2 separate regions of the Homo sapiens genome follow, and region 1 is linked to region 2. Evidence: read pairs that join two places in POLR2A ChIA-PET (ENCODE). Cell type or tissue: K562. All regions are shown on one strand. Each heading gives the region's core, and the rest is flanking DNA. Links, peaks and the distances in the headings are about the cores only.

Evidence for each region. Peaks named below come from ENCODE experiments on the same cell type or tissue, not always from the same donor. Only the 100,000 strongest peaks of a DNase experiment are listed, where the experiment ranks them.
Region 1: POLR2A ChIA-PET joins it to region 2 with 5 read pairs; 5 of 35 experiments call an interaction of 5 or more read pairs at or near these places.

Annotation. Positions count from the first base shown.
Region 1 is chr7:107,131,078-107,146,787 of GRCh38, reverse strand. It overlaps PRKAR2B (protein kinase cAMP-dependent type II regulatory subunit beta), which reads right to left. Exons shown (of 11, transcript NM_002736.3): 5 at 5,835-5,941; 6 at 327-480. Among named protein-coding and RNA genes, the nearest start is that of HBP1, 30 kb to the left of the region's middle. In K562, for the core only: no CTCF peak of the experiment used is centred there; no DNase peak of the experiment used is centred there.
Region 2 is chr7:106,851,035-106,866,744 of GRCh38, reverse strand. It overlaps PIK3CG (phosphatidylinositol-4,5-bisphosphate 3-kinase catalytic subunit gamma), which reads right to left and starts at 1,463. Exons shown (of 11, transcript NM_001282426.2): 1 at 1,319-1,463. RefSeq lists an enhancer at 1,292-1,391 and a silencer at 3,887-4,181. In K562, for the core only: no CTCF peak of the experiment used is centred there; DNase peaks (open chromatin) are centred at 6,764 and 7,554.

The sequences.
Region 1 (15,710 bases), core at 3,142-11,141, 280 kb before region 2:
CTATCTGAGAAAAAGTACTTAAGGCTGTGTTTGTATGGCTGGTTATTTTCTAAGAGTGGGTAAGACAGGAGCATTCTGAATCTGAGTGTCTTTCCTGGGCCACCAGGTCCCAAGCTCCTGACTGGACTGGAGGAGTGGGGGCAATGACATCAGGATCTGACTTAGTGAAGTCTTAGTGCCCTACAGTTCAGCATTCAGTGGCTGCTTAATAAATTACCTGATGACTGATGATCTTTAAATTAAAATACTACATGCGGCAATTTGTAACACCGTCATAGCAATTGCTACAAATCATAACATTCAGGTCAAATAAGTATTTTACTCACCAAACCCCACAGAGCACCAGGAGAGGTAGCAGTGATTGTAGCTGCTCTGGGTGTATTGTACATTAAGGCCAGTTCGCCGAAACTCCCACGATTATCATAGTTACCAACACATCTTCCAACACCATCACATTTCACATAAATATCAAATGTGCCTCTGTTGGACATATGTAGATTGGAGGTTAATTCAAATAAAATATCATTAAAATAAAACATTATTTCAGAAAAGAGCCCTGTGAAATAAAAATCTTATTTCCAGCCTGTTATCCCCTCCGATGACAATAAAGGGGAATCAATCTGTGCCATCTGTTCCAGACCATGTGCCTGCTGGGAAAAATGGGACTAAACAATAAAAATTTGGAATAAGGAATGATAAAACTATAACTAAAGACTACAACCAAATAGTATATGCATAAAAAACCATCTGGAGAGGCCGGGTCTCACACCTGTAATCACAGCACTTTGGGAGGCTGAGGCGGGTGGATCACCTGAGGTTAGGAGTTTGAGACCAGCCTGGCCAACATGGTGAAACCCTGTCTCTATTAAAAATACAAAATATTAGCCGGGTGTGATGGCGGGATCCCATAATCTCAGCTACTCGGGAGGCTGAGGCAGGAGAATCACTTGAACCTGGGAGACGGAGGTTGCAGTGAGCCGAGATTGTGCCACTGCACTCCAGCCTGGGTGACAAGAGCAAAACTCCAACTCAAAAAAAAAAAAAAAAAAAAAAATCATCTGAAGAGGCTGGGTGTGGTGGCTTACTTACATCTGTAATTCCAGCAATTTGGAAGTCCAAGGTAAGAGGATCACTTGAGCCTAGGAGTTCAAGACCAGCCTGGGCAACATAGCAAGATCCCATCTCTATAAAAAATTAACCTTAAAAAAAGAAAGAAAATCATCTGAAGAAACATTTATCAAATCACTGACTGTAGTTATCTAAAAGCATAAGAATAGTGAGGGATTCTAGGCATATTCGCTATCTAATTTAAGAGTTTCTGTTTGTAACATGAACATATTATTACTTTTGTGATCAGAAGAAAATAACTTTTTAAAAAGAATCTAGCTATAGCAATTTGGTTAGCCACTACTCTACAAAACTTACTAGGGTCCTTTATAATCTATAGCAGACGTTGGCAAACTATAGCCCACAAACTGGCTATCTGCTTTTGTAAATAAAGTTTCACTGCAATATAAACACTCTTGTTTGTTTATGTGTTATCTATGGCTGGTTTTATGCTACAACTGCAGAGTTGAGTAGTTACAACAGAGAACATATTGGCCTGCAAAGCCAAAAATATTTACTCTCTGGCCCTTTACTTTAGATCAACCCCCATTCTAAAGTTAAAAAGTAGAAATTCAGACTAGATATCTAACTCTGGTCTTTTTATAGTTTTTTGGTGCTTATCTTTTAACTGGGGTTCTTTTTCTAGGCAAATAAGGTTCAGTTTGCATGTCACTGCACTTCCTATTACCCAGACCCTATATTCACGTAAACTGCATTCTTTGTGTGGATGACTGACTTTCCGCATACTGTATTTTATCAGAGAACATGCTTTCAAGGCTTGCACCTGTGAGGGCAGATAGAAAAAATTCTTTGGCTTTATTCTGTTGACTAAACCCTAACACAGACAAAGAGTGGGGACGTGCTGCTAAAAAAAAAAAAAAAAAAAAAAAAAAAGTGGCTTTTAACATTAGAAAATTATTATGGGCCAGGCCTGGTACCTCATGCCTGTAATTCCAATGTTTTGGGAGGCCAAGGTGGGAGGATTTGAATCCAGGAGTTCAAGACCAGCCTGGGCAACATAGCAAGACTCTGTCTCTACAAAAAACCAAAAAATTAGTCAAGTATGGTGGCACATGCCTGTACTCCTAGCTACTTGGAAGGCTGAGGCAAGAGGATCGCTTGGGCCCAGGAGTTCAAGGCTGCAGTGAGCTGTGACTGCACCACTGCACTCGAGCCTAGGCAAGAAAGTGAGACACTCTCCCTGCCCCTCCAAAAAAGAAAGAAAAGGATTATTAATAATAAAGAAGCAATAACAGCAGAAACATGATAGACAGAAGAAAATAATTGGCTTTCATGGCCAGGCACAGTGGTTCACGCCTGTAATCCCAGAACTTTAGGAGGCCAAGGTGGGCAGATCACAAGGTCAGGAGTTTGAGACCAGCCTGGCCAACATGGTGAAACCCCGTCTCTACTAAAAATACAAAAAAATTAGCCAGGCGTGGTGGCAGTCACCTGTAATCCCAGCTACTCGGGAGGTTGAGGAAGAAGAATCACCTGAACCCAGGAGGACAGTGGGTGCAGTGAGCTGAGATTGCGCCACTGCACTCCAGCCTGGGCAACAAGAGCAAGACTCCGCCTCAAAAATAAATAAATAAATAAATAAATAAATAAATAAATAAATAAATAAGAAAAGAATTGGTTTTCAATGTCATTCACGGATAGAATGACTGTTTCAAGGGAAACTACTAGAATTTGTCCCATGGATAATCATTTTTCAAGTACAGGGTTAGTTTCCCTCATCCAAAATTCTTGGGACCAGAAGTGTTATAGATTTTAGATATTTTCAGATTTTAGAATATTTGCATATATAGAATGAGGTATCTTGGGAATGAGACCCAAGTCTAAATACAAAATCAGTTTATGTTTCATATATACCTTATACACACAGCCTCAATATAATTTTATTTAATATTTTGAGTAATTTTGTACATGAAACCAAATTTGTGTACATTGAACCACCAGAAAGCAAAGGTGTCATTATCTCAACCACCCATGTGGACAATCTGTGGTTGTTCAGCATTACCATCATTCCTGACTCTGAATTTATATGCTACCAATAAGCCATCATTTTTTACTTGTATTCACACATAAGTACTTAACAGTAAAAAATAAGACATACCATTAACACAGTAAAAACTAATGTGTTTGGGGCAACTAAGCAGCATAGTAGCATCCCCAGAATACCTGCACCAGCTGCCAAACAAGAGCAACCACAAACAATGGCAGGCTTGCAGTCTCCACCTACAATGCTATATTCTGATTAAAGTTACTGTACCTCGTACACTAACCCCTTCGGGGATGCTGAATAAGCTGTTGTGTGCCTGCATTTTGACTGTAAACCATCACATGAGGTCAGGTGTGGAATTTCCACTTGTGCCATCATGTTGATGCTCAAAATGCTTTGGAGTTTGGAGAATTTCAGATTTTCAGACTAGCAATGCTGTACAGATTAAACTCTTCGATTTACACTATTTATACTTTTGCGCTGAAACTGTTCTCTACACTCGGCTACTTTGAATAGGGTAAAACAAAGCCAAATGTGCCGAGGAGAAGTAAAATGAGCTATCAGTCCAGTTGAAATCACATCAGTCTAAAATCTGTTAAAATACCGCAGGCTAGGCCAGGCACACTGACTTACACCTGTAAACCCACCACTTTGGGAAGCCAAGGCAGGCGGATTACCTGAAGGCAGGAGTTCGAGACCAGCCCGACCAACATGGTGATACCTTGTCTCTACTGAAAATACAAAAATTAGCTGGGTGTGGTGGCGGGTACCTGTAGTCCCAGCTACTCCGCAGGCTGAGGCAGGAGAATCGCTTGAAACTGGGAGGCAGAGGTTGCAGTGGGTCGAGATCGCACCACTGCACTCCAGCCTGGGCAACAGAGCAAGACTGTTTAAAAAAAAAAAACAAACAAAAAATCTTGGGCTGTTTTTTTCACACAGACTTCTTCTCTGATAATACAAGGCCTCCGGCAGGCAAGAACCTCCAGAAAGAACATGAACAGGGCAGGAGACCTGGCTGTGGAGTTGGCTCTACGCCAGTCATTTGGGTGATCTGAACCAAGTGCTGTCACTTCTGTGGGCCTGCATGTTCTCATCTACCAAATGGGTGACTAGGATCTAACTGAAAAGGGAATACACTATATACAAATGTAAGGCAGTTTTGAAAGTCAAAAATCCCCACTAAATGGTTAAGATCATAGAGGGTTAGGGCTTCTCATACACCTCTACAATTAAACACACTTAGGTGCATTTCTGAGGTGTTTCAGTGATGATAGCTATTAATGATATAAAAATCATTACTTTGATTCACATATAGATAACTGGTTTATTCTATTCTAAAATCCTGGCTAGTGCTTCAGCCACAGGTCACCAGGAATTTGGGATGAGGGAATGGGAGAATCAGTGACAACTCTTGATTTAAACAGCATGCTCGACTGACGCATGAAAGATACCACCCACAGAGCCAAAATAACGAAATGAGGCTTCAGGAGACCAAAGAGGTCATTTTCACCAAGACCTCTGAGGTGAACACAACCCAGCCCAGAGAGCAAACGTAACCCAGTAAGTCAGGCTGGGAGAGGACCTGCGTTCCACACACAAGGGGAGGGGTCAGGGATGCCAATTGTCTCATGAACACTTATCATTGTTTTACAAAAGTGAAGAAATAAGGACTCAGCTCAGGCTGCTCTGCTGTTAGATTTCAGGATTCATCTATTGCATAAGGCATATTGTTCTATGATGAGGTAAAGCACAACTTAAATTTCCTGAAAACAGATTTTCAACATAAATGCAAGACTTCTTTAAATAATTATAGAGTTTTTTTAAGACAAATATAATAATATACAATTCTTGGAAGGATGCACAAACTACTTACTTATGTGGACTGGATGATGTTAAAGCAGTAGGAAGAAAGACTTTTCACCTTATGCCCCTGTGAAATATTTGCATTTCCTATTTTTATTTATTTATTGTTATTATTATTTGAGACAGAGTTTCACTCTTGTTGCCCAGGTTGTAGTGCAAATGGTGCAGTATCGGCTCACTGCAACCTCCACCTGCCGGGTTCAAGCAATTCTCGTGTCTCAGCCTCCCAAGTAGCTGGGATTACAGGTGTGCACCACCACACCTGGCTAATTTTTTTTGTATTTAGTAGAGACGGGGTTTCACCATGTTGGTCAGGCTGGTCTTGAACTCCTGACCTCAAGTGATCCACTGGCCTCGGCTTCCCAAAGTGCTGAGATTGCAGGCCTGAGCCGCCACACTCCGCCAATTTTGAATTTTTTAAACCATGAGCATGTTTTACACAGTTTATAAAAAAAGAACCTTTTAAGAAATACCAATTGAGGTCTACTGTGAATTAATATCTCAGATGTTATATTATACTGCTGTTCTCACTGTAACAGGCATCTAGTACATACTAATACTACTACATAATATCTCTCAATTAGAATTCAGCAAATGAAGATGCTCATGTTAAATGACTGACATTTACAGATTAGACTAACCAAAAGTCATTAGTTCCTCTATAAACTATGTCTCTTTTCATGATCCACTGTGGTTTCACTGCATGTACTCACAACAGGTTTACAGTGCCTATTATGTAATAATAAGAGTAGCGGCAATAACAACTATCCTATATTAACCTGTCAGTTGCCGTAATAATGGTTGAGATTTTACACAAAAGGTTCTTTCAATTTCAATAGTAAGGTTGGGCAAAACTTACCTATCAATTACATAAAAGTTGTCACCATCGTCACCTTGATCAATTACATGCTCCCCATCTTTGACCAATTTTTCAAACATGGCATCTAATACTTGAGACATCTGCTCCTATTTTTAAAAAAGATGGGATATAATCTTTATGTTTATCTAGAACATGTTTTCTTAAGTAACCACAGTTATATTTCTGTGAACAAGTCCAAAGAAATGGAAATAATCATAACTACCACTAAATGTTGTCAGAAAAATACATAGTAGTCTTTCTTACCACATACAAATAAGATGATTATATACTCTCACATTCAGTATTTGAATGAAAGTAATTATAATTAGTCTATTTTAGAATATTTGCAACTATCACCACTTTAAAATGAAAATTTAACCACCAAACCACCATATACCTTGTGAAATATAATCTTAGCAACTAAAAAGGATCAGGTTAGTAAGGAATTATTTCAAATTTCTTTTAAAGATACCCATTTTTAAAAACTTCCTTATATTAGTCATCACTAAAATTTGTGTACAGATAACCTAAATACTTGGTGAATTTAGATCCTGATTCCAATCTTCTTTTTGGTTTAGCACCAAAATCAAAACAGAACAAAAAAGAAAAACAACAAAGTAAAACAAAAATGACTGTGGCAAATATTCTGTCACTATTCACTGTCATTAAGGTTGGCTTCAAGCTGCATCCACTGAGCTCACTAGGGCAGATTTGTCAGAAACATCAAAAATACTATTCAACAACTAATTAAACTATGTAAAATTTTTATTCTGTCAAAGTGTGATTGACAAGGCTCAAGGATAAACTTCAAACTGATGAGAATAAACTAGGAGGTGAAAGAAATCTTTAATCAGAACAAATACAGGAATAATTCAAAGAACTTTGAAAAGACAGAATAAATGGATATGAGGAAATAATACAATACAATGGAAAAGTCTAAAGATTTAGAGGGTTATTTGTTCTGCTACTTATTAGCTCTGAGCCCTTGGTCAGGTCACTCCTTATGGGCATACAGAAGGTATAATGCTAACTGCCCATGCCAAAATCAATTACTATTATACATAAACTAAAGAGTTGAAGATAGATTCAAAGGGGAAAAAAGATGCAAGTGGAAAACACAGGTTGAAGAAACAAGATATTCTGAATAAAGAGGATAACAGATCACATGTGATTCTCTCCCTTTTGAGACCGCATGAAAATGTTACAAGGCATATGAAGATATGAATCTACAATAGTATAGAGTACAGGAAGGGACAACTGATGGATGAGAGAGTTTCAGGGCGAAGGTAAGTAACAAGTGGCAGAGAGAGCTGCCCCAAGTCGCACAGGTGAGACTGCAGTGTGGAGGGGCCAACATGCCTTGCAGAGCACCAAGAGGGTCCAAAGTGGGTAACATCTGGTTCTGCCAGCATGGGACTGAGACACAAAGCTAAAGACAAGCGGACTGATTTAAAGTCCTGCAGAGATTAGTTGACACCTTCCTTCAAAATCCCTCTACCCTAATACAGAATGCCTAGCAGCCAAATGTGGACCCTCAACTCCTCCCAGACAAAAGATTCGAGAGAAACTAAACAAATTAGAACTAGAACAGATACTGTGAACACTGGTGCCCTAGAACAAAAACCTTCATTTGGTAGGACTTAGGGGTTCCCCAATGTAACAGCTGGCTCCCTGTCAGCTCAAGCTAAACAGTGCACTGGTTGACAGGCCTGCCCTACTTACTCAGAGCTCTAAATCAGCTTTATGTTGCTCCCCTGGTAGCCTACAAGACTAAGATAAACAGCAAAATGACAACACATGAGATAGATATTTCAGGAACTGTAGAGAGCTTTTGCAGAGACATTTAAGATGATATTATATCCATGAGACCAAAAAAAAATAGGATGTTAGGAAAAGAGCAAATCAGAGAAAAATGGGTGGCTTGGAAATTAAAAATATGATTGTCATTTTTTTTTCTTTAAAATAGATTTTTTTTGGCAGGGTTCAGTGGCTCATGGCTGTAATCCCAGCACTTTGGGAGGCCAAGGCAGGCAGATTGCTTCAGCCCAGGAGTGTGAGACCAGCCTGGGCAACATGGCAAAACCCCGTCTCTACCAAAAAAAATAAGCTGGGCATGGTGGTGCACACTTGTCGTCTCAGCTACTCAGGAGGCCGAGGTCGGAGGACTGCTTGAGCCTGGGAGGTTGAGGCTTCAGTGAGCCATGATCGCACCACTGCGCTCCAGCCTGGGCAACAGAGTGAGACTCTGTCTCAAAAAAAATGAGTAGTCTCAGCTACTCAGGAGAGGCTGAGATTGGAGGATTGCTTGAGCCTGGGAGGTTGAGGCTGCAGTGAGCCATGATCACACCACTGCACTCCAGCCTGGCAACAGAGTGAGACTCTGTCTCAAAAAAATGAGTAGTCTCAGCTACTCAGGAGAGGCCAAGATTGGAGGATTGCTTGAGCCTGGGAGGTTGAGGCTGCAGTGAGCCATGACTGTTACACTGCACTCCAGCCTGGGCAACAGAATGAGACTCTGTCTCAAAAATAAAAAATAAAATAGAATTTTTTAGAGCAGTTTTAAGCTCATAGGAACATTAATCAGAAAGTATAGACATACTCCACATATCCTCTACCCCAACACATGACACAGACTCCCCCAAGATAAACATCCTCCACTGGAGTGGCATATTTGTTACAACTGCTGAATCTATACTGACATTATTATCATTCAAAGTCCATAGTTTATATTAGGGTTTGCTATTGGTGTTGTACATTCTATGGGTTTGACAAATGTGTAAAGACATGTATCCACCATTACAATTTTTTTAAAGGTAAATAAAAGAGTTAAAAAAATTAAAACCAAACACCTCAAAAAAAGTCAATAAAGAGATGAAAAGAAAGGAGTGCCAGAGACAGTAAAAGAGAAAACAAAAAGGAGGAAATATAAACAATACAGGATGAATTTTCTAGACCCAAAGAAAATTTTGGTCTGAAAACACAGGTTTTCAGACCAAAAGGGCACACTCAAGTGCCCAGCACAGTCAATGACCATAAATCCCCACACTAGGATGAAATAATGTATTTTTAGAACACTAAAGATAAAAGATCTGCAAAGCTTCCAGAAAAGAGAAAGGAGGATTCTTAAAAACATGAAAAGTTACTCAACTTCTCTGAAAATGAAGAGAAATCCAAATTAAAATCGAAATGAGATGCCACTTTTCACTCGCCAGATTCAAAAAGATACAAATGTTAGAATATCACACTGTGTTGGAGACCGTGTGGGAAAAGAGGCATTCTCACACAGACTTCCGGTGAGAAGGTAAAATGGAACAAACTCTAAAAAAGCCATTTGTCAAAATTTAATAAAATTTTAGATATGCATGATCTTCCACCTCACTGTTCCTTTTCTAGGAAGTTACTATATAGATATTTATAAAATGCATCACCATTTTTCTTTGCATCACAATAGCAGAAGACTGGAAACAAACTAACAGTTTATCAACAGGGCACTGGATAAATAAGCTGTCATATATCCATTCACCAAAAAGCTCTGCTGTTGTAGGCATGTAGGGATTTTCAGACATCTGTCTTTCAAAGGAGTCACTGGCAGCGAGAGAACACTCAAAGAAGGGTAATCAAGAAATGTGAAAACCTGCAATGAGGGAATTTCAGGAAACAAGGCGTTTAGGTGACAGAAAAGACCTATATGAGAATACACCAGTTATCTTCTGTTCAAACCATGACATCAGTAGTTCTAGAGGCCATAACTGGGACTGTTGGGTGGAAGTTTCATGGAGGTTTTGGCAGAATATAAAGACCTGCCTAGGAATGAGAGCTGTCTAGCGGTGACAAGGGCTGCCTTGCAAATAATTTTGCCTTTTCCAGAACGTTAAATAGTTGGAATCATGCAGCACATAGCCTTTCCACATTGGCTTCTTTCACTTAGTATTATGCATTTAAGGTTCTTCCATGTCTTCCATGTCTTTTCATAACTAGATCACTCATTTTGTCCACTGTCTAGATGTACCAGTTTATTTATCCATTCACATACTGAACAACATCTTGGTTGCTTCCAAGTTTTGGCAATTTTGAATAAAGCTGCTACAAATACCTGTGTACAGGTTTCTGTGTGGACCTAAGTTTTCAACTCCTTTGGGTAAATACCAAGGAGCATGACTACTGGAGAGGATGGTAAGAGTATGTTTAGTTGTAAAAGACACCACTAAACAATCTTCTAAAGTGGCTGTACCATTTTGCATTTTGCATTCTCATCAGCAATGAGTTGTTGAACCACCTATGTTCACCAGCATTTGGTGTTGTCAGTGTTTCAAATTTTGGCCATTCTAATAGATGTGTAGTACTATCTCATTGCTGTTTTAAGTTGCATTTCCCTGATGACATGTGATGTGGAGCATCTTTTCATATGCTTGTGTGCCATTTGTATATCTTCTTCAGTGAGGTGTCTGTTAACATCTTTGGTCCAATTTTTTAATCTGATGGTTTACTACTGTTGAGTTCTTTGTATATTTTGGATAACAGTCCTTTATCAGCTGTGTCTTTTGCAAATATTTCCTCCCAGTCTGAGCCTGTCTTTTCATTCTGCTCACAGTGTCTTTTGCAGCAAAGAAATTTTTAATTTTAATGAAGTCCAGCTTATCAATTCTTTCATGGATGTGCCTTTGGTGTTACATCTAAAAAGTTATCACCAAATCCAAGGTCATCTAGATTTTCTCCCATGTTATCGCCTAGGAATTTTACAGTTTTGTGTTTTACATTTATATCTGTGATCTATTTTGAGTTAATTTTTGTGAAAAATAAAATGTCCATTTCTAGATTCATTTTTCAGATATCTAGTTTTTCCAGCACCATTTGTTGAAAAGACCATCTTTACTTCATTGTGTTACCTTTTCTCTTCTGTCAAAGATCAGTTAACTGCATTTAAGTGGGGCTGTTACCGGGTTCTCTGTTCTGTTCCACTGATTAATTTGTACATTCTTTTGCCAATACTATACTGTCTTGATTATTGTCACTTTATACTAAGTCTTGAAGTCAGTTAGTATTAGTACTTTAACTTTGTTCTTTTCCTTCAATATTGTGTTAGCTCTCCTAGGTCTTTTGCCTCTCCAAACTTTAGGATCCGTTTGTTGGGACTGCATTGAATCTACAGATCAACTTGGGAAAAACTGACATCTTGACAATAGTGGGTCTTCCTATCCATGAACATGGAAATCTCTTCATTTATTAAATTCTTCCCTGATTTCCTTCATAATTTGATAGTTTTCCTCACATTGATCTTATACATATTTTTGTTAGATTTACATCTAAATATTTCATTTTGGGGGGATGTTAATATAAATGGTATTGTATTTTTAATTTCAAATTCCACTTGTTCACTGCTGATATAAAGGAAAGTGATTAACTTTTGTATATTAACCTTGTATCCTGCAACCTTGTTATAATCACTTACTAGCTCTGGAAGCCTTTCCCATTTTCTACTTAGATAATCATGTCATCTGTGAACAAAGACAGGTATATTTCTTCCTTCTCAATACATTTTACTACACTTTCTTGTCTTATTGCATTAGCCAGGACTTTCAGCACTATGTTGAAAAGGAGTGGTGAGAGGGAACTACAAATTTGTTGAGGTGAAATTCACATAACATAAAATTAATCACTTTATTTTCCTTTTTTAAAATTGTAACTACCCCGGTGGGGATGAAGTGGTATTTCATTGTAGTTTTGATTTGTATTTCTCTAACGACTAACCACGTTGAAAATTTTTTGATTGCCAGTCATTTGTATATTCAAGCACTTTGCCCATTTCTAAATTGGAATTTTTGTCTTTTTATTGTTGAGTTGTGTTATTTATATATTTTGGATACTAGATCTTTATCAGATATATGATTGGCAAATAATTTTATCTTCTGCAGACTGTCTTCACTTTTTAAAATAATGTCCTTTGATGTACAAAAATGTTACATCTGTGTGAAGTCCTATTTATCTTTTTTCTTTTCTGCTTATGCTTTTGGTGTCTAAGAGTCCAATGCTAAATCTAAGACCATAAAGACTTACTCCTATGTTTTCTTCCAAGAGTTTTATGGTTTAAGCTCTTATATCTTTGGCTTTTGATCCCTTCTGAATTAATTCTTGTATATGCAAAGGAGTCTAGCTTTGTTGTTTTGTGTGTGGATATCCAGGGATTCAGCACTATTTGTTGAAGAAACTATTCTTTTTCTATTGAATGGTCTTAACACTCTTGTGGGAAAATCAATTGGCCATAAGTATATAGGTTTATTTTTAGATTCTCAATTCTATTCAATTGTTCTATATGTCTACCCGAGCCCAGTATATGGTTTTGATTACCATAGCTTTTCAGTAAGTTGTAAAATTAGGAAATGTGAATCCTGCAACTTTGTTCTTCTTTTTAAATATTGTTTTGATTACTTGGAATCTGCTGTTATATGTACAATTATAACATAGTGGCAACAGCAAAACATTAATGTGTTATCATGATTTAGCTTTATAATACATAAAAGCTAATAGTTTAAACTTGTATAAACAATGCTGATGAAAATATTTTTTAAAAAGAATATGGAACCTCTATAAATACTAATATATTGTTAAATTTGAAAAGAACAAGGCAGGCCAGGCACGGTAGCTCACACCTATAATCCCAGCACTTTGGGAGGCTGAGGCAGGCAGATCACTTGAGGCCAAGAATTCCAGACCAGCCTGGCCAACATAGTCAAACTCCATGTCTACTAAAAATACAAAAATTAGCTGGCCATGGTGGTGCACACCTGTAGTCCCAGCTACTCAGAAGGCTGAGGTACAAGAATCACTTGAACCCAGGAGGCGGAGGTTGCAGTGAGCCATGATCGTGCCACTACACTCCAACCTGGGCAACAGAGCGAGACTCTCAAAAAACAACAACAACAACAAAAAAAAACAGGGCATAACAGTATGTCTATTCTGCTGCCACCAAAATTTGAAAAAGAATATATTTGTATGTGCATTGCATGACCCTGCAAAAATATACAAGATAGTACTAAAAGAACATAGTTCCTGAGAAACTGGGTTTCTGAGAGGCAAAGGTGAAAAGGAGATTTCCTTTCACTGACTACTCTTTTGTTCTTTTTGAATGTTTGTCAATTTTACATGTATACTGATTTATATTTTTTAATTAACTAAAAAAACTCTAATTAAACTGAGAACATAATTTTACATCTTCATATAGGCTAAGAAAAACTTTTGGAAGAATGATGGTGATGGGTTTGCAGGAAGCAGTTTTCGTCCCCTCCTTGGGTCCCTGTGTGAGCTCTGGCATCTTTTTGTGGAACAGCAGCCAAGGTTGAAGATGAAGCCAAGGTAGCAGTGAAACAGCCCTTTCGTGATGTAGTGCTAATTGGCCCCACAGGGACCATTCTACCCAAATGAGTTCATCAACTCAGGCAACATATGGTCACCAATCAAAATTCTAAAGGTTGATTAAATGATTTACTAATATATTGTTTTGCTTGCTATTTATATATTGACTTTTTTAAGGCAGGTAGAGGGTGAACATCAGCTTTATTGATTAGTTCTGACTCTAAATGTCAAATGGGGAAAAAAGATGAAATAAATTGCTATAGTAACTATTTTGTGATGTTGGAATTAGCTGCATTTGAAAACATTATAAAACTGAAGAATTCATACACGGATATATGAAAAGGCAATTCCTGATAAAATACAGACAGGTGTCTGTTCTAGTCAATCAAAATGTAATTTCCCCATAATTATGCACAGAGTGAAAAGAACTTAGGAAATATTTAATATGCAGAGGCTTATCATGATAACTGACAACTACTGTAGGAAATCCACATCTAATTCTCCTACAGAATGCCAATTCAAGACTGAGCTCAGTAAAGGGCTCTGACTCACTTAAGAAATAACAATTTACTCTTCATTAATGAAAGAGCCTATCATATAGCCTAAGAAAATTATTTCAGTTAGCCTCAAATTAGAAATATTTCAGGAGGAAAATGGCCTACTGAGTGGAGCATTAAAATATTCATGAAAAGAATATCTTCAAAGAGATTAATAATTATAAATGCTGTGCTCAACATATGAATATACAGCTCTCTAAGGAAAAATTTTCTGAAGTCTAGGAAGTGTAAGATTTTCAAGCTAAATAATGACTTCGGGAAATTCAAATGAAATAGTAGACACAAAGCCAAGATCATTCTTCTTGCTAATTACTAATTAGTTTCCCCTTCCTCCTTCAAGTTTTCCCATTTCAGGAAAAGGTGGCAACTTCGCAGTCACTCCAGCTAGACACTGGGAGCCATCCTAGATTCTTTCCTTCAGTCCCCAACTAAATCAATCACCAAGTACCAAGTTCTGTTAACCCTTTTTTGTGAAACCATTCTTTTCTGTCTGTCCCTTTCCCCCTTCCCTGGAGTTCAGGCCCATTTCTCTTCCCTAGATCATGACCTCGTTTTCTTACTGGGCTTCACTCTTTTGTTCTTGTCTGCTTCCCCTGTTTTTCTCCCCTCTTTAACTCCATCTTCGACATTACCACCAAAGTGACCTTAGATAAATCTGATAGTTACATTCTCTGACTAAAACTCTTCAGCTGTGCCCACTGCCTACAAGGCAGTCCAGTGCCACAGCATAGCATTCGAGAAAGAATGGGCCTTCCTGATAAAGCATCCACATCTTAGCTCCATCACTCCCATCACTAGATGGAGGCCATCCATCACTGGATGGTTGCCACTTTAGGCTCTAGTGATAACATTCTGTACTTTTCCTCACCTGGTGATTCCCTCCTCATTTTCAGAGGGCACAGCTCAGTGACCTTTCCAGCTTTCTGAACTGTTAGGGTAAGCTAAGAGACAGACATCTTCTCACCATGCCCTGACCATATTACAGCAATATATCATGTTTTCCCAACATGCTTTGCAGATGTGTTTGTACTCTCATTAAACTATAAATTCCAAAAGGACAACAACCATCTCTAAATATCTTTGTGGCCTCCAACACTTTAAACAGGTCTTGAAACATAGTAGTCAAGAAATTAAAATGAAAGGAGCTGCATGATAAGCAGATTATATAAGCTGAATATGTAATTCAATTAAAACACATTTGGGTTATTGTAAATAATGTGTATCATAAAAAACTAGAAAGCTACTTTACAATATGAGCTTAAACTAAAACCTCTAATCTGCCATGTTTTGGGCTAAATGTCTTATTCCAGGTGGTAATTTGCTGAGAAAAATAAATTTTACTTACTTATATCCTATATCATCTCTGGAAGGATTTAAATAGTAAGGGAGTCATTCAAGGTGGTCTGAGCTCAAATTCAAAAAAAAGGTCTTCTGAAAACTACTATGTATATACATTTGCTTCTTCTCTATAAAACATTCGATCATGACAATTCAGAAACTGGATGTTTTTTCCCTCTATGTGTTGGTTTTTAAAATACATATTGACCTTCAGCAAAGCAGTGAAAAAAAGTCTAAAAGAACTCTTATGTTTACAAAATAATCACACTAAGCAAAGATGCTCCTTGCCAGACTGTATTAGCAAAAGCTTTCTTAAATATTAATAATTTAAAATGCAACCAAAATTTTCACAATGCTTTTAAAGAGCTAAAGTTGAAATGGCAAGGAAGATCAATTAATTTAGAAGACAGAACAGAAGAGACAACATCCCAGGAAAGCATAATTAGCAACGATTTATGCCTGTGTGTCACTTAACCCTACAGACACCAGAATTTCACGACTTAGTCCCCGCTGAAGCATTAAAATACTGGTTCATTGAATAGGAAAGCATGCAAACATAACACATGTAACAGTAACCAAATACTGAACTTGAACATTTTCACATCTAGCTCTAGTCTTTGGTATTCAAAGT
Region 2 (15,710 bases), core at 4,079-12,078:
GGAATTTGTCAGCATTCTGGCTGTCACTGCTATATTAGGGCAGTATCTTAGAAGAGTCACCCAAGGCTGTACTCTCCCAATAGGAACATTTAGGTAATTTTAACATTGTTTAATTAATTAATTAAAATTCATTTGATCTGTCTCTACTTAATAATGGAGGAGCTACAGGATGGAAGGCAGGATTTCTGGACTCCAGTGACCTTCTGTTAAGACCCCCAATCATTTAACTTCTTTTTTGCTCTAATATTTTCATTTTTGTAACACAAATTCACAAATTTATTCTCATTAACCTACTCACTCTTTCCACAAAATTCAGTAAGTACCTACCCTTCACAAAGCACTTATGTATAAATAGGACATACTGCAATAGGAAATCCTTCAAATAATAATTGAAATTTGAAAGGTATTAACACTGAAAGATTAGGTATTTTGCTTTCAATGTTTAGTATCACTACATTGTAATACATTATATTCTAAACGAATCAATTATTGAAACAAAAAATTAATGTTTCAGAAAATATCGTTTACTCTCTTAAATAACTAATGTTAGACTTAAAACTACATTATTTCCTTAAGAAATAGTGGAGCATTTGATGTATACCAAAAAGGAGAGCTTGATAAGAAGATAAGAAAGACAAATTTCATTTGATCCAAACTTATGTTCAAATCTTGGCTTAACTTTTAAAACCAATATTCCCTCTCTTAAAATATGAAGTTATACTTAGTAAGTGAAACCAACTGTCCCAAAGAACTGTCTCTTGTGGCTTAAAACATTCATTTTGGTCTTTTGCTACATTATAGAATAACTAACAAAGAAGAGAACTGTAAGATACATTGATATTGACACTAACTTGAAATAAAACATGTCCAAATTTAGGCAGCATATAAATACACAGCAATAACTTCTGCCTCAGTGATACCAAACGATCTTATAAGATGCAGAGGAAAACAGGCTGACTAATACTCACTGGTTTCCTTCATGGTTGAGGCTATGAAGCTTTCCCCTTTTATGAGAAGATGTTGGAAACACTGTAAGTACAGTAATCTTGAAGCATGCACTTGTAGGAATATGAAGCCTGGCTGCCGTGCCCTCCCTTTTCCTCCCAAAACAAAAACAAAAATGTGATGCACCTGCAAAACTATTGCCGGAACGTTGTAGATATCCACAATACAGGTTGGACTAGACAATGAAACACAGACATTCGGTGGTAGTATCATCTCAAGAACCGACAACAGTTTCAGATAATCTAGCCGAGAAGGAAGTGCCACTATTCCGAGTCAGACCCCACAAAGAGCAAAAAATAGAAGGAAGCAATACCTGATAAAGCAGCGGAGGCGATGATGCTGAAGGATCATTTGTTTAATTTTTGAAAACAAAACAAATTCAAACCTACCCAGTGTGCGTCTAAATTCTTCCGCTTTTCTGGGGCTCCCTTCATATCCAGATGCAGAGGAAGTGTTGCAGTTACCAGGAAGGAAGTTTTAACCAAGTTGATTATACGTGTGATTGCTCATTTTAAAAGTGTCAGAAATGCATTTCCTGTTTTAGCATAGAGAGGGTAGGAGTATGAGACTGAGCAATGTTTACCATGGTTTTTCTTTTCTTTTTTTTTTCTCTTTGAACTAATTTTTCAAAAATTGTGATACTGAGACAAAATGACATAAATCCAAACCAAAATTACCCATTATGAGACATAAACATATGAAATATCTTTGTAGCTAGTTCTAAGAGCCACAGTATTAGGTATCCTATTAGGAAGACTTTTACCAGTCAAATTAAACTCATTCCCCTCCTGGGAATTCAAAAGAATCCTTGTTCGCACATGCTAACTGAGGGGTGGGGGAAGAGAAACCTAGTCATCTTGAGGACTAAGTTATCAAGCTGAAAATTTTTAAAGGCATGGTCTGCAAGCTCACTTCCTTAGCTTGGTGAGAGCTTTCTCTATTTTTTCAGAGCATTTGGGGCCTAAAATATCACTGGCTCAAACTGAAAGCACTGCAGCATGTGCATGTGTGTATATAAATGTGACATACTGCAGTAAGTAACCCTTCAAATAATGGTTGAAATGCTAAAAGTATTAAAATTGAAAGATGAATAAAAAGGTATTTTGATTTTAATACTAAGTACCACTACATTGTAACACATTATATTCCAAACAAGGATCAACTATTGAAACAAAAATTAATGCTTCAGAAAATATCCTGTGTTGAGGATGGAGCCTTACTGTCAGCAATGACTGATTAATTAACTGTAGACAAAACAGAAGGAGGTTGCCTGTTATCATGGGGAAATTGGGGAGCTGAACACTGTTACAGCATCAGGCAGATTCCATCCTGGGAGGTGGCCCCTGATTCCTATGGGAGTAGAGAATGCATAGAAAAGCCATCCTGAATCATTTTTAGAGTAGCGTTGTATCTTCCAGGTGACCTCAGTTCTTTCTAGAACCTCCAAGCATCCTGAACCAGCGCCCCCTCCCTCCATCTCAGAATTCCCTATGCTAGAGTTCATCCTCCAATCGGGGTGTTGAGGGACTCCAGCTGAGCTTCAAGGGCAGCAGATAGAATGGAGTTGACCTCACAAGTCTCTTGGAGGTATGTAATTAAGAGTTCCTCTGAATTACTCTGATATTGAGATAAATGATTGATTTGACTTATTTCCTTTTACATATGCCTCTTGGGTTTTAACTTTTAAATAGCACTCTAATAGTTGACATCAGCAGGCAAATAATTTAATTCAAAGGCTGCCTCCCAAATATTTAGAGGGGTCTTATCAGCTTCTCAAAGTATATTCCTATATAGGAATACTCCCTTAGGAGGCTGGCAGCTTTAGAAGCACCAAGGCTAGCTTTCTTGGTTGGTCCTGAGGGAAGATCAACACACTGTAGCCACCAAGCCATGATGTGAGAGCTTGCCAAGCTGTGTTTTACCCAGAGTGTGTGGGAGGGTTCCTGGGGGTGGGTGGAGTGGGAGGAGGTTTGAGGGTGGGAGGGCTGACCTCAGAGGGACCATGAGCTTGGCCAGCCCTGTTCCCCAGACCATTCAATAGATCCCTTCCCTGTCCTGGCTCAGTCACTTCCAGGGGGCCAAGTCCCAATCTGGCACTGCACATACACACACACATGCCACATTATTCCAGAAACACGAGACTCAGCCTCTTGGCCCTGCCTGCTTCTGAAGGAACTATTAAGCTAAGTTTGATTAGGCAAAGGATTTTCTGTTTTATGACTAAACTGGCAAATATGTCAGGTTTATTGGTGGCTTGAGATTAAAAGTACCCTGCTCTTCCCCAAATCTTAATATAGCCACTAAAATTTGACTATCTGTAGTAAATGTTCCCAGTAAGAAGTAATGGCAAAGATTTCCTTCCTCTGTGGATACTTCCTCCGTGTAGAGGCATCCTTTACGAGTAAGAATATTTTATATCCCCAGAATATTTAGAAGACCTTCAGTCCTCATTAATATCCCATTTTAATAATATTTTTCCCTTCTGTGAATCTGTGGACACAGAAATCATTTTGGTTGGGAAAAAAAACACAATCAAAGGCTCTGACCTTCTATATCATATCAGTGGTCACAGCAATGACAAGATAGAACAGTTTAGAAAATAAGAACACAGTAGGAAGTATCAGTGATCAATAGACATTAAAAATTATTTGTTTTGAGGAAGGCTCTTTCCAACAGCCTTCAGAGAGATTATTTATGGTCTACTTGGAGAGACAGAACATGCAGAGGAAAGAATAACATGTGCAATGCGTTAGCATATGCAGTCCAAGCGGTTTAATTGTGTGATGTAACTTTCATTATGCAAGCCAACAGTTTACTGGAGGAGTTCACTTTGGGTGAGATTTGAAAATTTTTGTTTTAAATGTGCAGGGGAAGGTCCAGGATTCAAGGCAAGAGGAATCACAGGGGCAAGTCCTCAAGCCAGAAGGCATCTGTGGGACAGTGAACAGATCAGTTCACTGAAATGGAGAGTCTGAGAAAGATAGCAGTGTGAGAGACAGGGAGAGACATGGCCAGACAAGTGTGTGCTTCCCATACGTATTTCATGTGTTGCCACATGTAAATAGTGGTGACATGTGTATGGCACACTGGGGTGAACTGAGGAAGCTCCTCAAAGCGTGAGACAACGGGTGCATCCCCAAGGACCTCACCGCTTTGGGCATACTGGCTGGGAACTCTGTTATTGGTTATTTACTGTTGGAGTAGCTATGTCACTCAGACTCGAGGGAATCTTTCATCTTGAAAAAACATGATCATCTTGTCATATTTTTTTTTAGCTCAGCTTCAGATGATTTATACATTGTGATAAAAATGCAAAAAGGCATTTTAATCTAATCTGACAGTTTAGTTCACCTTCATACCTTGCTTTGTTGTCCGAGCACAAAGGCAAACCTTTATGAAGCTGTGCCTGATATTTTTTGGTCTGTATTTGGTAAGATTTAAGAGAAGCATCCTGGTATTGTAGAAACACACACATTCATGAGACCTAGGTTTATTTCTGCACATTCTTTAGGCCTCATATATGCCCCTTCATTTCTTTTGGCTTCCTAATCTACCAAATGATAACAACCACCCTACATATTTCACAGGAAGTTGTTATAAATCTTCAGTTTTCAATGGAACAAAAACTTATCTCACCGTACTATGTAAGATATTATGTTAGATGACTCTAGAAGGTACAGAATTCCAGGTGTCAAACACCAACACGACACACAGAGGAAGAAGAGTCCATGCCATCTTGTGTGTTTCTTTTTCAGAGAGAGGAAGACTTTCCCAAAGGTCTTCTGGGTCCCCTTATGTCTCTGGCCAGAATTGTGGCAAGGGCGCATTGATACCTCAGCCAATCAATAGGAAAGGGGATAGAATTATGTGAATGGTTTAAGCTAATCAGAATTTGTCCCCTGAGTTCTGGCTGGCTAGAGAGTGGTGGACACCAGAACCAAATGTCAGGGCTCTGACTGTAAGGACAAATGGGATTAGGGAGGATTGTAGGAGACTGTACCACAGTCTTGATGCCATTAGGAATGTAGGCTATTATTATGCCATGTGGGTGGAGGGGAGCCACTTCAGGTTCTGAGAAAAGAAGCTATGGGAAATCAGTCACAGTCAACACAACTCCATGGACCTACAGCCAGATCTAGGTCCCTATGGGACCTTCCACTTTGTTCTCCATTCTTAGTATCAGAAACTGACCATTGAGCACATTTTTCTGTTTCCTTGTTTAGTTAAACTTTGACAATACATAGTAGTAAGCACTTCACAAATTTCTGGAAAAGATTTTTCTATAAATTGGTTTTTAAAAATCCAAAATCTTTGCGTGATACTTTATTTTTATTTTATTTTTTATTTTTGAGACAGAGTCTAGCTCTGTCTCCCAGGCTGGAGTGCGGTGGTGTGATCTCAACTCACTGTAACCTCCACTTGCCAGGTTCAAGTGATTCTCCTGCCTCAGCCTCCCGAGTAGCTGGGATTATAGGCATGCGCCACCATGCCCAACTAATTTTTGTATTTTTAGTATAGACTGGGTTTCACCACATTGGCCAGCCTGGTCTTGAACTTCTGACCTCAAGTTATCCACCTGCCACAGCCTCCAAAAGTGCTGAGATTACAGGTGTGAGCCACCACACCTGGCCTGCATAATACTTTAGACCTTTTATGATTTATCCCTTATGAACTATCCTTAACTCTTTCTTCCAGATTCTCCTCTTCCAATTCCCTTCCATGATTGAATTCCACCAATTTCTGCTTTCATACCTTCTGTGTTCCACCACACCTCTGTGCCTCTGTGTGCCACTCCCTATGTCCTATTCCCTCCCCTCATTCTCTCTCCTCTCCCTCCCCCTTCTCTCATCCCCTCAGCCATTTGACCAGCTCCTGCTTCATTGGTATTCAGAGTGAGTAACCTCCACTGAGAGGGCTTTCTGGTCAGGAAAGCATAGGGTTAGGGAAGCTTTCTCCCAATAGTAACCACCACAATAACAATATCACCACCAATAAGTGGAAGCTCTTCTTTAGGGAAGGGTCTCACTCTGTTGCTCAGGCTGGAGTACAGTAGTGCAATCTCAGCTCACTGCAGGCTTGACCTCCCGGGCTCAAGTGATCCTCCCATCTCAGCCTCTCAAGTAGCTGGAACTACAGGTGTGAGCCTCCATACCCGGCTAATTTTTTGTATATTTACTAGAGATGAGATATTGCCATGTTGCCCTGGCTGGTCTGGAACGCCTGGGTTCAAGTGATCTGCCTGCCTTGGCCTCCCAAAGTGTTGAGATTACAGGCGTGAACCACTGTGCCTGGCTCACAAACTCTTTTATGGCACTTTCTTTGAGTCTTACGTTGATCTAAGAACTTTAGTACATTCATTCATTTAATCCTCACATCCTTCCAAGGGGAGAGGCACTACTATTGTCTCCACTTACAGGTGCTAAAAGCAAGGCACAGAGAAGTTGAGTGGCTTGCCCTTGGTGCCACAGGTGGTAAGTGGCAGTCATCATAGCACTTCTCCTGGGTGAGGACAGCTGGTGACTGGGCTGCCTCCTCTACCCGACTGGGTTCTTTGAGTGACTGCTCTGTATTGACTCGCTGTATTCCCCAGAGCTTAATACAGTGCTTGCCACATACAAAGCCAAGGCCTTGATAAATGTTGGTGGAATGGTTAGTTTGTATAGAGTCTCTCTTTTTGGAAGCCATTGGATTCCTTTGTATTTACAGGAAGCAATGGGAGTACTGAGTGATATTCGCAAAGCCTCCCAGACTAACCAAAACCCAGACAGCCCCTCCCTTCCATGTAACCATGTAACGTAAAACTCTCCAATCTGCCTCCTCTTCAAACCTTGCAATGTGAAACTTGGGAGGAAAATGGTCTGTAGGGTGTGGAACTTAGGAGGGAACCTAGTTTGACATTATAAGAAACCACAATCCTTTAGAAACATCTCCTTTATAGCTCTTATTTGGTCCAATTTAGTAGTTTTCTTTGTTGTTCCATTCCTAATATTGACTGAAGTATAAGACCAAAGACCGTTGGTACCGTGTCCTGTGAGCCAGAAATCCTCCCATGGAATGGATATCCAGACCCATCCCTGAGTCCCTGCCTTCAGAATTACCTGCTTGCTGCTAAGGAATTTTATCTACCTACCTATGCACCTATCTAGTCACCTACCTAACTGTCTCATCCACGTCTCACACACACACCATGATCCTGACAGAGACAAAGCTGATTGCAATAAGGGAGTAGTTTCCGAACCAAATCTGTTTCCTTCCTTCATAGGATTTTCCCTGTTCAAGAGCATAGCAGAGGGTCCTAGGAGAGAGGAAGAATGAGTAGACCAGCTTAGTTGGAGTCTGCTCTCAAATCCCTGGCCCTGAGGCTGGAAGGGAGATTATAATAGGAGCTGCTTCTCAGGCCTTCTTAGGGAACATTGTTCCTTCCAAAGCCCTGGGTTCTCAGCTTTGAGTCTGGCAGGAGTCACATCCAGCTGGAAGGAAGCCAAGAGGGTGCCCCACCTCTCCAGGTTCAGAAAAAGGTCACAGGAGCAAAGCAGGCTTGGGCTGGGAAGTGGGTGTTGGGGCTGGCCGGGAGCCAAGTGCTTTTCTGGTCCCCAGGAGGGTGAGCCGGGTCACTGTGAGGCCACGGCCCTGCACCTCCTTCTTCTTCTTTTCAAGCAAAAATCAACTTTATTCCAGTGGCCTCTGTACTGCTTTCTTCTCTGATGGGTAGACAAGGACCTTGCGGGCCACGGGCACTAGCTCCTGCAGGGACCTGGGGCGGGACAGGAAGGGATCTCTACCTGCCTTGCTCTATACCTAGGAGGAATATTTTTGCCTTCAAAGCTTGGCCTGCATTTTCTGGAATTACCCATCATGTGTGTCTGTTGAATCAAGTGAGAATTTTCTGCAGATTGGGAAATGCCTTGCAGGGTGTGTCTCAGTGAGGGCTCGAGTTCCCCCGGGTGTGCCCCTCTGCTGCCATAGCGGTTCTCATTTTCTTTTCAAATAGATGCCTTGGCAGTCTCCATTCCTCCAGCCTTTTTCATTCTCTCCTCCTCCCCTCTTGCCTCCTTTTCTTTTAAAATAGTATGTACAACCTGAAAGGGAGGAGCTTCTGGGTTGCTGGTAGTTTCTTGATGCGGTGCCGGCCTAGCTTATGATCAGTTTGTGGAAGTTCATGAAGCTTGGCACATACAAAGCTTGTGCACTCAATGATCACTTTTCTGTATGTGAATGTCAAAAATTAATTTTACCTGAAGATTTAAGCTACTTTCCATACTTTCATACTTTTCTTTTTTTTTTTTGGAGACAGGTTCTCACTGTGTCTCCCAGGCTAGAGTGCAGTGATGCAAACAGGGCTTATTGAAGCCTCCATCTCCCTGGCTCAAGCAGTTTCTCCCACCTCAGCCTCCCAAGTAGCTGGGACTAGAGGTGGTGCACCACCATGCCTGGCTAATTTTTAAATTTGTCATAGAAATGGGTCTCGCTGTGTTGCCCAGGCTGGTCTCGAACTGCTGGCCTCAAGCAATCCTCCAGCCTTGGCCTCCCAAAGTGCTGGGATTACAGGCATAAGCCACTGTACCTGGCCATACTTTCTTAAACAATTAAGAGTGTTCCTCGCCCACCCCACCCTCCTTTTCCTGCTACATTCTTGCAGACTCCTTTCCATGTGAACCTTGATGTTTCAAGTGGAGCCTAGTTTGGAATTGTTGGGTTTGCCTCTCATAAGCTCTGCCCTTGGCATAGTGGCTCCATCTTTATATTAGCTGGGGGCCACGGGTAATTCAGACTCATTTGGAGGGAAAGGGGTCTTCCATTCAAGCTGATGTTGTGGCATTCCATTCAATTATTCATTGACTTATGCAATAAATGAATGCCATGAGTGCATTGTGTTCATGCATTCATTAAGCATTTGTTATTGAATATCTTATATAATGGCACATGGAGTTTCTGTGTGCATGGAACTTGAAACCTAGCAGGGCAGAGAAGATATGCACCTGTCATCATCACAAAGCATGGCATGTAAGAAGTGTCCTCCGGGCTGTACAGGGAAAGGGCTGCAGGAGTCACAGCAGGATGCTGCCCTTTCCAACTGAGCCTTCCAGCAGAAAGGCCGCAGTAGAAGTGGCAGGGAGAACAGCGCAATTCAGCTAGGCAGGGGTGAGGGGAAAGAGCATTCCAGAGAGGGAATAGTGTAAGGCAGCCAAAGTTCAGAAGAGTGAAATTCATTCACTTAAGTAGCCTTGAATGGGAGAGGAGGCCCAAGGAGGGTGGGCTCTGGTCAAGCCATGGTGTTCCTGAGAAGGCCATGGCAAGAAACATGGCCTTCATTTGTAGACATTGGTAAATAATTACGAAGAACTAAATTGAACAGGGTGGAAGTGGGAGTAGGTGAGGGGATGCAGTACATCTCTAAAGACCCCCTGCTTTCTTTTTAAAATCATGGCTTTATTCAAGTATACTTAACATTCCACCCCCACCCCTGCCAGTTTTAATCTTTGACATAGTTCTCTGAGACAAATGAAATAGTCTTAACATATTCATTATGTTATGCTAACTGTGCTGATCGCTGTAACAAAATCTCAGTGGCATATTTCTTTTTCACCCTATAGTCCCATGCAGGTTGGATGGAGAGGAGCTGTTCTAATCATTCATTCTGGACCTGCCTCCTTCTAGTTGGTGGTTCTGATTTTCCCTTGGGCCTTGAGTTCTCCATTCGGTCTGAGAATGGCTCACATTTTTGTGCCCATTTTCCGTTGGCCAGAACTCTGTCACCATGACCCATCTAACCATGGGATTGGCTGGGAAATACAGCCTATCTATGTGACTAGAGGGAAAAGAAAATAGGTTTGGCAAACCCATAGCATTATGTTTGCCAAGAAAATACTATACATAATAGAACTTTATGAATATGATAAAATTTAAGTACTATCCTACATCTAATTTCACGTGTTATGAATTCTATCATGAGACACTTAGAATTATAGCCTTCCACCATTAGACAATCATTGATGTCATGATTATATCTTGTCTCTATGTTGAGTGGAAGTGATAAGTAAAGGGTTTTACAAAACTAGAAACTGGCAGTCCTACCCTGTTGCCTTTTCCAAACTGTTCTATAACGATGCAGTTCTTCCTTCACTCGCCAGGAAATTCTGTTCTAATCAGACGGTGCACATAACATGAAGAGAGATTAATAGGTAGCTACGGGATTACATTGTTAGAACTTGTCATTGTCAAGGCTAACCCCAGAAATTTTTTTTCTTTTTCTTTTCTTTTTTTTTTGAGACAGAGTCTTGTTCTGTCGCCCAGGTTGGAGTGCAGTGGTGCCATCTTGGCTCACTGCAACCTCCTCCTCCCAGGTTCAAGCGATTCTCAGATCTTAGACTCCCAAGTAGCTGGGACTACAGGTGCCTGCCACCACGCCTGGCTAATTTTTGTATTTTTAGTAGAGACAAGGTTTCACCATGTTAGCCAAGCTGGTCTCGAACTCCTTACCTCAAGTGAGCTGCCCGCTTCAGCCTCCCAAAGAGCTGGGATTATAGCTACGAGCCACCGCGCCCAGGCGCCAGAAACTTTAAATTCACACTTTTGAAGTGTTTTGTCAATTTATTCTTCTACCCCATCACTATGAAAGTTTACCATAATAAAAGTTTATTTTTGTGAACTTTAAAAATGAAACTATTTTTTGTAATAGGTTTATATGTACTGTCAGCAGGGAGGGAGACTGGTGGAAGGTCTGTGTGATGTAGTCATTTGGAGACTGGGATGACAGGGGCTCTGCTTTCTTCAACACGTGGCTTTCAAGAAAGCCTCAGGCATCAATACCAGGCCAGAAGATGAGAGTGGAGGATGGTGCAGGAGGTTTAGGGCTGGGTCTAACAATGGGAAATGCCGCTTCCATCAACATTTCATTGACTATTGTGAGAATGGGGGTCAGAGAAATACAGCTCCTGTTTCAGTTCAGCAGTGACTCTACCTATGGTGGGGGTGGGGATGGGGTGGAGACAGAGGGCCGGTCTTTGGTGAATAACTAGTCATCTCTGCCACAGCCAGGCTACCAACTTCTCTTTTTTTTTTTTTGAGATGGAGTTTAGCTCTTGTCACCCAGGCTGGAGTGCAATGGCATGATCTCGGCTCACTGCAACCTCCTTCTCCCAGGTTCAAGAGATTCTCCTGCCTCAACCTCCCGAGTAGCTGCGATTATAGGCACCCCTTCCCATGCCCGGCTAATTTTTGTATTTTTAGTAGAGACAGGGTTTCACCGTGTTGGCCAGGCTGATCTTGAACTCCTGACCTCAGGTGATCCACCCTCCTTGGCCTCCCAAAGTGTTGGGATTACAGGCGTGAGCCACTGCGCCTGAACCCAACTTCTGTTCTTAAAAAAACTTACATGTAGTACCCTGACTCTGCCTAAATTAGATGTACTAGACTTACTGCTTTTATGAAAAAGAAAGGAAACTTTGCTTTAATATGATAGTTCTAAAATAATTCAATGTTTGTTGTTGGTGATATGATAATATAAATTTGTTGGATTGATAATATGAGTCCCAGACGGGAACAGTGTGGATTATTACATGGTGCCAAGGTCCAAAGGAAATGAAAACCAAAGGCAAGTGTGGTAGTCAGTAGGGCCGGTCATGCGTACTCCAATTCTCCTCCTGCAAGATGGCAGGAGGTACGACTGTATTCTCCCACCCTTTGAAATTAGGGGTAATGATGTGATTTACTTTGACCAATGAAATGTGAGAAGAAATTTGTCACAATTTGCCATGTTTCCTTCCCTCTGCTGTGGAGACCTTGGAAGCACTTGTGATGGAACCGTGTCTACCTGACTCCTGAGAGACTGGGGTCAGTAGAACCCCCAGCTGACCCATGTTGGACATTTATGTGGGCAAGAAATACAACTTTGGTGCGTCAAGCTGTTGAAATCTTGGGATTGTTTGTAACCATAGTCCAATTTAATATGTTCTGATTGATACAAAAGATTATTCTTGAAAAAATAGACTGACATAATATTTTGGATCAGATTTTTATAAGGTTAAATTTCACTTGATAGGATTTGAAATGTAAGGATTTCTTGGGGGTGGAAATTTAGTTGAAATCAACTTGAAGTGATATAAAAAATTCTATTCATTAAATGTGATACTTAATTTAAAAATGCTTCAAAAGTGTGATATTATAAACTCCTTTATTATACAAATACCAGAGAGACAACTAATAATTTATGTAACGTTTAAGGTACAAAATTATAGAAAAATATTAGCAAATTTCTTTTATCAGCAGCTTTTAAATGAGATATAATTTTCAGGGTTTTAGATGTGTTTTTTAGTAAAAGTAAATTATATTTAAATCTTTTTATCTTTCTTTATGAAACTGCTCCTCCTTTCCCACAGGGATTTTGTGTGGCTTTTCTTAGAACCTCCTCCTTCTTAATGGTATTGAAATAACCAGAATTAATACCAGATGATCCTATTTCTCCTTTTGTCTCCTCAGTTCTGTTTTGAAAATTCTGTGATTACTGTATTTAAATTGCAGTATCAGTGCCAAATTGCTAACAGTGCCAAGATTCACTGTGGATACCTTATATTCTTTGCCCCCTGTATGCCTCAAAATGAATAAAGATGATGACAATACTAAACCGTGTATATACACCTTAATGTGAGATAATGGGTTATGAGTCTATTTCACAGTACAGAATGAAGTTCAAAGCTTGGTAGGAAACAGGGTGGGGTATACTAATGGTTCACAAATGCCAGTTTATGTCCTGGCTACATCAAAACCCTCTGGGAAACTTGTTAAAAACACAGATTCCTAGGTTTCCCTCCAATTTCCCTGAATCAAAACATCCAGAGAAAGGAGTTGGGGATCTGTATTCTTAACAGTCTCTCTCGGTAATTCTGCTGGGCAGAGGGTCTGCCTCAGCAAAGGGCATAGAGGGCCATTCAGAGGACAGCACGTGGAGCAGAGTGCCCTCCTTGTCTTCCATCCGCCATGAGGATATGTGTGTACTTCACTCTGTGCACAGAAGCCACCTTGAGATGGTGGTGGTGACACTGTTTGAGAAGGGAGAAAAAGTTCTGATAGGGAGTTTCAACTTTTTGTTTTGGTTTGAGACAGAGTCTCGCTCTGTCACCCAGGTTGGAGTGCAGTGGTGTGATCTCGACTCACTGCAACCTCTGCCTCCCAGGTTCAAGTGATTCTTGTGCCTTAGCCTCCCAAGTAGCTGGGATTACAGGTGTGTGCCACCATGCCTGGCTCTTTTTGGTGTGTGTGTGTATTTTTAGTAGACACAGGATTTCGCCATATTGGCCAGGCTGGTCTTGAACTTCTGGCCTTAAGTGATCTGCCTGCCTGGGGCTCCCAAAGTGTTGGGATTACAGGCGTGAGCCGCCACACCCGGCCAGGAGTTTGAACTTTGACTTAGCTAAATATTTACCTCCAAAGAGACCATTTCAAAATTGGTAACACTGAGGTACTTTTAAATGGAAAGTTTAATTTTTTCCTGTTGGTGGGAATGAAGGCCCTGAAAGAAGATGAGATCAGGTATAGAAAATAGATGTGGTTTTTTCTTTGCGCAACAGAATCATGGTGTATATAACATCCCTCTATTCTGTAACTTATCATTTCTAAAATTTATTTGACATTAGGATGGTTTTTCAAGTAAAATTTATTGAAAATTCTGTGGAAACTACTGTTCCTTGGAATGTATTTTGGGAAGTGTTGCTCCAAATTATTTTGCTTCGTGTGTGTGTGTGTGTGTCTGTGTGTTCAATGTATATTTATACAATCTTGCAAAGCATTGTCATGCATAATTGGTGGCTTCCCCAAGTGGCAAACTCAAAGCACTATTAGATGGCTGATATGGGGGGTATGATGCCACATTGATTTGAAGATCTCAGCTCCTAAAACTGAGATATAAGAATGAACAAACATGGAATGGAAGGTTCAGTGTCTTAGTTTAAATTTCTTAAAAATGATGGATTCCAAAATTGAGATAATGATTTGAATGCAAGTCATTTATTTGGGAAATAATCCGAGGAAGCCTGGTGAAAGAATGAGATGGTGAGACAGAGAAGGGGGAAGTCAACAACAGATATATTGATGACCACTCTGGGCATGAGGACTCAATTCCTCTGGTATCCTCTAAGAAAACAGGTGAAACATGCCTCAGAACTGGCCTGTTGATGGAGAAGGAAGTTGATTATTTATTCTTCATTGGTTGGGGGTTGCTCCTGTGCACATTAATTCTTTGGCATTTCTGGTCTCTCCTAAGCTTGGGCTGAACATGCCACTGGGTAGCGAGATACAGGTGCTTAAGGTTAGAATCTTTTGGTATTTGTGGGTACTGTTTTCTGAAGACTTCTACATGGGGAGAGGGGGATATGAGAGGTTTATTGACAGCATCTGCCATACCCAGGTTAACGCTCATGTTTTAAGGTCACTGCTTCTGCTCCTATTGGCAAAAGCTACCTCTTATATTCTGGGGTTGTGTCATCAGCTGGAACTGCCTATTTTGGCACCAACTATATGATCAGTAGTAGCATGTAATACATTTTCAAAGGACTTGCCGTAGAAAAAATTCTGGGGACATCTTTTCATCTTACGTTACAAGAAACAAATGGTGTTTGATAAAAGCTGACCCATAAGTAACTTAAATTCTGAATATAGGATGAAATGTAGACAGGCATTTCATGTCCAAGTTAGTGCTTGAAAGTCCGTCAGATTAGAATCCATCACTGGTGATATCGTTTGGCTGTGTCCCCACCCAAATCTCATCTAGAATTGTAGCTCCCATAATTCCCACATGTTGTAGGAGGGACCTCGTAGGAGATAATTGAATCATGGGGGCAGTTTCTCTCATACTGTTCATGTGGTAGTGAATAAGTCTTATGAGATCTGATGGTTTTGTAAGGGGAAACCCCTTTCACTTCATCCTCTCTTGTCTGCCACCGTGTGAGACATGCCTTTTGCCTTCTGCCAAGTAAGACGCGCCTTTCGCCTGCCACCATGATTGCGAGGCCTTCCCAGCCACATGGAACTGTGAGTCCATGAAACCTCTTTTTCTTTATAAATTGCCCAGTCTTGGGTATGTCTTTATCAGCAGCATGAAAGTGGACTAATACAACTAGTGACCTGTGAAAATGGTCTCGGTCAAATCTAGTCCACCATGCTTAGGCAACCTGACAGGTCATCATGGTAACAAACCTGAAATTAAGTAGTTGACTTATTTTAGCAAACATTTATTGGGTCCTTATGTTTATAATAAAGAGCATACTGAAGGTGATTTTAAAAGTGGTATTACTGAACTTTGGAGCTGCTTGGAATTATGCAGCATGCATTATGAGCCTGTTTAATGTAATGGTTAGGAACATGGACTCAGGAACCATACTGCCTGGGTCCAAATCCTGGTTCCATTGCTTGCAAGCCTGCCTTGGACAAGTAACTTCACATTTCTGCCCCTTTGTTTATTCTATACAGTAGTACCTCCTTATCAAATTCTAAGGATTAAGTGAATGGATATATGTAAAGCTTGTAGAACAGAATCTCACACAGGGTAACCAATAAGCACATTTTAGCCATTAAGTAGCTCCATCTTGGTTTACAGATGAGGGGACTCCAGCCAAGAGATGCTTAGTGACCTCCTCAAGGTTACTCTGCCTTAAACTCATAGCAGAGTTTAGATTGGAACTCATGTCTTCTAATTTCTAGAGCAATTTGTT